2 separate regions of the Mus musculus genome follow, and region 2 is linked to region 1. The links are chromatin loops, found by intact Hi-C in ENCODE. Cell type or tissue: gastrocnemius. All regions are shown on one strand. Each heading gives the region's core, and the rest is flanking DNA. Links, peaks and the distances in the headings are about the cores only.

The links. Peaks named below come from ENCODE experiments on the same cell type or tissue, not always from the same donor. Only the 100,000 strongest peaks of a DNase experiment are listed, where the experiment ranks them.
Region 2: a loop joins it to region 1, with 5 times the contacts of the local background. A loop is called at or near these places in 24 of 42 quality-filtered maps.

The regions. Positions count from the first base shown.
Region 1 is chr2:143,836,057-143,838,975 of GRCm38, forward strand. The region is part of intron 5 of Bfsp1 (beaded filament structural protein 1, in lens-CP94); the gene reads right to left. Among named protein-coding and RNA genes, the nearest start is that of Bfsp1, 26 kb to the right of the region's middle. In gastrocnemius, for the core only: a CTCF peak has its summit at 1,328 (motif pointing right); a DNase peak (open chromatin) is centred at 1,324; H3K4me3 peaks cover 298 bases; H3K27ac peaks cover 280 bases.
Region 2 is chr2:144,451,153-144,454,071 of GRCm38, forward strand. No RefSeq gene overlaps it. Among named protein-coding and RNA genes, the nearest start is that of Gm46768, 32 kb to the left of the region's middle. In gastrocnemius, for the core only: a CTCF peak has its summit at 1,667 (motif pointing left); a DNase peak (open chromatin) is centred at 1,658.

The sequences.
Region 1 (2,919 bases), core at 199-2,698:
GAAACACAGAATCAGGCAGGTGATTCAACCATTGACACTGAATGACCAGCCACATCTCAAAGGCCTGTTCCTGCCACTGCATAAGGAAAGGGAGTTCAAGAAAGAAATTATTCATAAAAGACAGGTACCCTAGGAGCCAGAAGAAAGGAAGAGCAGCCAGGGTTATCTGGAGGGGAGTGTCTAAAGCAGGAGAGAGAGGCGGGAGGAGGGCAGGAGCCACGCGCAAGCGTGCACTTCACACTGTGAGCGAGATGAATGTTCTCTGCTTAGAGCATAGATGGTCTGTCTCTTTCTATCTCTTCAGACAGCAGCGCAGGGCAGCAGGAGTCTTTGCAGGAGCCGATAACTGCCCTTCTGTGCAGTGAAGTCCGGCCTCAGTCCGCTTAAGACCAGAACGCTGTTGGGCGTAAGACCTTTATGTAACAGGAGGAAGAGGCTCTCGGGATCATCCCTAAATCTCAGTGCCATGGCTAAATGCACCGAGTAGGTCACAACTGTCAGTAACTGTGGGACCCAATATGGTGCCTGCCTCCCGGGCTTCTCAGCCTTCCTAATGCTGTGCCCTTCAATACAGTTCCTCCTACTGTGGTGACCCCCTAGCCATAACATTATTTCTGTTGCTGCTTGACAACTGTCATTTTGCTACTGTTATAAATCATAATATAAACATTTTTGGAGATAAAATAGCTGCCAAAGGGGGTTGTAAACCACAGGTTGAGAAGCGCTACCTAGAAAATGGTGAAGAAAATTGAAATCAGGCAGCATACTAAGTATCCTTGTCCCTCCTGTGGCAAGACTAAGGCAAAGATGTGGGCCATAGGCATGTGGCCCTGTGTAAGAACAGTGGCTGTCAGGGCCTGGACCCACCACAATTCTGTCACAGTCAAGTGAGCCATCAGAGGACGGAAGGATCTAAAGACCAATGGGAGCATCACTATTTGAAACCTCTGACAATAAATGGGTTAATTTAGGTAAAGACGATGATGATGATGACGATGACGATGATGATGATATATCCAGCATGTTGGCTTTGTGGGTAAAGTTTCTTGTTACCAAGCCTAACAACCTGAGTCTGAGCCCCAGGGCCCAAACAATAAAAGGAAAAGAATAGACTTGTGAGAGTTGTCTTCTGAACTCCACACATGCATGCACATATATGCACGAGTGAACACACACGAGAGAGAGAGAGAGAGAGAGAGAGAGAGAGAGAGAGAGAGAGAGAGAGAGAGAGGGGGGGGGGGTGTAAATGTCCTGTGTTTTGTTTTGCTTCAGGGATGGTGCCCTGATCAAGCGCTGATGCTGAATCTCACCACTAGATGGCGGTAAAGAACCTTGATGAAAAAGAGGTCAGGGCTCATCCTGTTTGCCAATCAATAAAACCGTTTTCAGGTCCTGTCAAGACACTGAATTGTCTGTCATTCCTTGTCCGCCTGGAAGAAATTAATCCCCAGGGGACTTGGGCACCTGTGTTTGGCTGACTTGAAGGAGAGGCCCCCAGCTCCAATCTCGGGCTCTGTTCTTAGAGGCATGGATCTAATGCCTGTGGAGCCGCCTGGAGGACTTGTTACGACAGGAGTTGCCAGGCCACAGCTGGTCTGGATGTACCCGTGAATCTGCACTTCTGACAAGTTCCCAGATGCTGCTGATGCTGCTGGGCCAGGGAACTTACCCTGAAGGTCCTAACCGGGAGACATTCTGGAAGCATCGAAAACCTTAACCAGCACCACAAAGTAAGTTATTTAAATTAATTAAATTAATCCTAATCACATAAGCCAAGGAGGAGGAGAAGGAGGAGGGGGAGGGGGAGGGGGAGGGGGAGGAGGAGGAGGAGGAAGAGGAGGAGGAGGAGGAGGAAGAAGAAGAAGAAGAAGAAGAAGAAGAAGAAGAAGAAGAAGAAGAAGAAGAAGAAGAAGAAGCAGAAGCAGAAGCAGCAGCAGCAGCTAAGAGGAGAAGTTGGAGGCAGAGGGTTAGACCCAGGACTTTACACACAGCGCTGGCGTGGAATAGCCTTGGGCCAAGGAATGCACAACCTCTTTGACTAAACAGGGTCCTCCCCACTATAGCCTGTCGGAATTGACTTGTACCAACCACACACCCGACACTGTGAGCAAGTTCTCCCATAAGATCCTCCAGCAGGGGCCCAGGTGGACTACACACACACACACACACACACTTTATGCCACCCTGGGAGACCCAGAACAGAGAGACCAACCTGCTTGCCCCACTCCCTGACTTACAGAACAGTGTGAAAATGAGAAAATACGCAGGAGCCACGTCACATACATGGGCTGTGACAACCCGTGAAGGTGGCACACCTGAGGTTCATTAGACCAATTTTTGTTATTTTGTTAGACCAATTTTGTTATGTTCAGTATTTTGTTACTGAACAGTCACCTCTCTGGATCCTAAGAGTCCCAATCAACCAATTATGCCTCTGCTGAAAAATATATATATATGTGTGTGTGTGTGTGTGTGTGTGTGTGTGTGTGTGTGTGTATAACCATGTTTGTCATCATTTCCTAAATAATAAAAAATAAAACTACTTATACCCACTCACACTATCCTGGATGTTATAAGTTGTTGGGGTTGAGTTCAAGGCTATGGGAGAACTTCATAGTTCACATACAAGCACTAAGCACTTTGGAGTCTTGAGCAAGTGTGATTTTCAGTACCTGTGGGGTTGTGAAGACTAATCCCCCTTGGATACTGACAAGCGACTGTACATGCCCTGCAGAGCATCATGGACGTGCACTGGTCCACTTGACCACAGTGTGGAAGCACTGTGCTTTCTGTAGAGGCCATGCTTCCTGTTTGCATTTTGCCTTCGTGCATAGCAGTGGTGTGGCAGCAAGCCATGACTGTATCAGCCAGGACACACCCTACACTCGACAGGGTGCTGTGCTGTAAGGTTGGGGTGTG
Region 2 (2,919 bases), core at 284-2,783, 620 kb after region 1:
TTGTCTCAAAAATCAAAAGCAAAAATGGGAGGGGAATTGAGGAAGACATCTGACATTAACCTTCCTACCTCATATGTGTGAATACATACACATAAGTACACTATACACACATATATCATTTTTAACAACAACAACAACAACAACATATAAATTAGGTCATTTGTTCTAGGAAAGCCAAAGGAAGAGAGCCTGGTGGGAGGGCCTCAGAGCATTGGTCGTGGGCTGCAGAGATGATACAACAGTTAAGAGATTTTGAAGACCTGGGTTTGGAGAGGGAGGGAATCGGGTGAATCAGAGACATACTGAAGCATGGAGAGGATCGGGCCAGGAGATAGCTATGGCATTATCTTGTGCGGGTGAGGAGACCTTGTTTGATTCTGTGTCTTATTTACTGATGAATCTTTAGTGTCTAATATAGTGGGGGAGGGGGCATAGAGAAGGTGATCAGTAAATGTTTTGACTGGATAAGCAAAAAAGAGAAAAAAAAAAACCTTCAGTCGTTTTTTTTTTTTTTTTTTGTAAAAAAATACAATTGAGAAGAAATTTGAATAAAACCAGAAAGTGAGACAATTAAAGATTGTATCAATCCCTGACAAGCCGTGACTAATATTTATTGAGTAAATACCATGCTTTCAGATAGTTAAGACACACAGCCTCATAAAATCCTCACGTGACATATGGAACCTCACCTAAGTTAAGAATGCCTCTCAATATGCCAGCATTCACCCTGGGACAGCCCAGTATTACGACAAATACCTTAGCTACTGCTATTGGCATGATCACCCTATCACTTCAGTCCTGTGTCTGATAAATAGGGACAAACTTTCTGTCCCTTTCTCATCCTTCTTCTAACAGTGATGTGCATACACATGGAATTCAACCCATGGCCGTTTCGTCAATGACCTCTCTCTGCCAGTGGAATAATCCCTGCACAGATAAAGGCGAGGTCTGTATTCCAGCAGCTTGTCTGATACTATGAAGTGTCTGGACAGTCCATGTTCTGGGTCACTGCAATATGGTGACACGCATGTGTACCTAAGGCTATTTCACCGTAACAATGTTCATACGACCCCAGTTTTACAGCTTCATTTGTTAATACTATAAACAAATAGTAGTTGGCACAAAGTACCCACTCACAGGTGCTGAGTCACTGATTGAGTTTATTCTCTGAGAACCCCAGGACAGCATGCTCTTCCACTCCCCTAAATGAGTGGTTGTAGTAACCTACCTGTAGTTCACTTTAGTGTAGAAAATTACTGTGGGATTAAAGCTGTGGTTGCCCCATTGTTCTTCAGTAATATTTTTAATTATATAAATAATACAATTAAAAGTTTCCAGCAGGACATGGTGGCACACGCCTTTAATCCCAGCATTTGGGCAGAGGCAGGTGGATCTCTGAGTTTGAGGCCAGCCTGGTCCACAGAGTGAGTTTCAGAACATCCTGGGCTACATAGAGAAACCCTGTATCAAAAAAACAAAAACAAAACAAAAGTTTCTATTCACAGATATTTGAAAAATTGAAACGTCACCAGATTCCTCAGAGTCCTTGGCTACCCACAGCACCAGGGAAACGTTGGACAATTGAATCCTAATGGTTGAAGAATCAGCTTGCAGGAGAAAAAGCACTAAGCAAAGAAGTAATCACTGTGTGTAGGGCGACCCCTGCTGTTCAAAGTTCAGAAGCACGTAAGAGAACCACGTCAGGGACTATGTGGACTAGAGGTTCCCAACCTTCTTAATGCTGCGACCCTTTAATGCAGTTCCTTGTATTGTGGTGACCCCCAACCACGACTCTTTTCATTGCTGCTTCATAGTTGTAATTTTTCTATGGTTATGAATCATAATGTAAATATCTGTGTCTTCCAATGGTCTCAGGTGACCCCTGTGAAAGATCCTTTGACTCGATCAAAGGATCACCAAGGGAGAAACCTTGAATGGACGCTCTCAACTCAAAGCACAAAGAATCATGGTTCAGGGCCGAGAGATGGCTCAGTGGGTAAAGGCGCTTGCTGCCAAGTCTGATGACCTGATCTCAGTCCAAATGGTGGGAGGAGAGAACTTAACTCTTGCTAGTTGTCCTCCGACCCCCACACAACATAAACAAACAAATGTGTGAGTGTGAGGCAGGAGGGGAGAAAGAGAGGCTCTACTAGCTCAAAGTTACAGGTTATAGATGCAGAAACTGAGGCTCACAGGTGAACCCCAAGAGGTCAAATGCCCTGTCTGCGCTCACCCCGAAAGTTCAGCCTTGAAGAAGGAGGCGCTAGATTCTCTGATGTGGACTTTCCACTGAGGGAGATGGAACTCCTAATTCTAATCTCTTTTGCCTTTATAAAAATTAGCAAACATTTGTCATAACTTCACTATCTTTAAATCAGTGTCTTCAAAAAAATTTAAAGGTACATTTATTTATTTGTGTGTTTGGGAGTGGCTTACGAGGTTCAGAGGACAATTTTTGGGAGTCAGGTCTCTTTTACCATGCTGTCCAGTGAGTCAACTCAAGACATCAAGCTTGGCAGCAAGTGCCACTATGCAATGAGCCGTCCTGTCCCAATGTTCCTTTTTTGGCCCGAGTGCATGCGTGCGTGCGTGTGTGCGTGCGTGCGTGCGTGTGTGTGTGTGTGCCTGAGTGCATGTGAATGCTAAAGCTGGAGGTTGACACTGGGCATCTTCCTTCATCATTTCCACCCTGTGTACTGAGGCAAGGTCTCCCAGTCCTTGGGGCTGGCTGATCCAGCCAGTTCACTCTGCCAGTTCCATAGATCGCCTCTGTCTCTGTCTCCTGAGTGCTGGGATTACAGGTGGCCACCATGTCTTCGTGACTTTTATGTGGCTGCTCAGGATCTGAACTCAGATCTTTGTGTTTATGCAAGCACGTTTTCCAAGGAGCCATCTCCCTAGTCCTGAAAACACTTATTA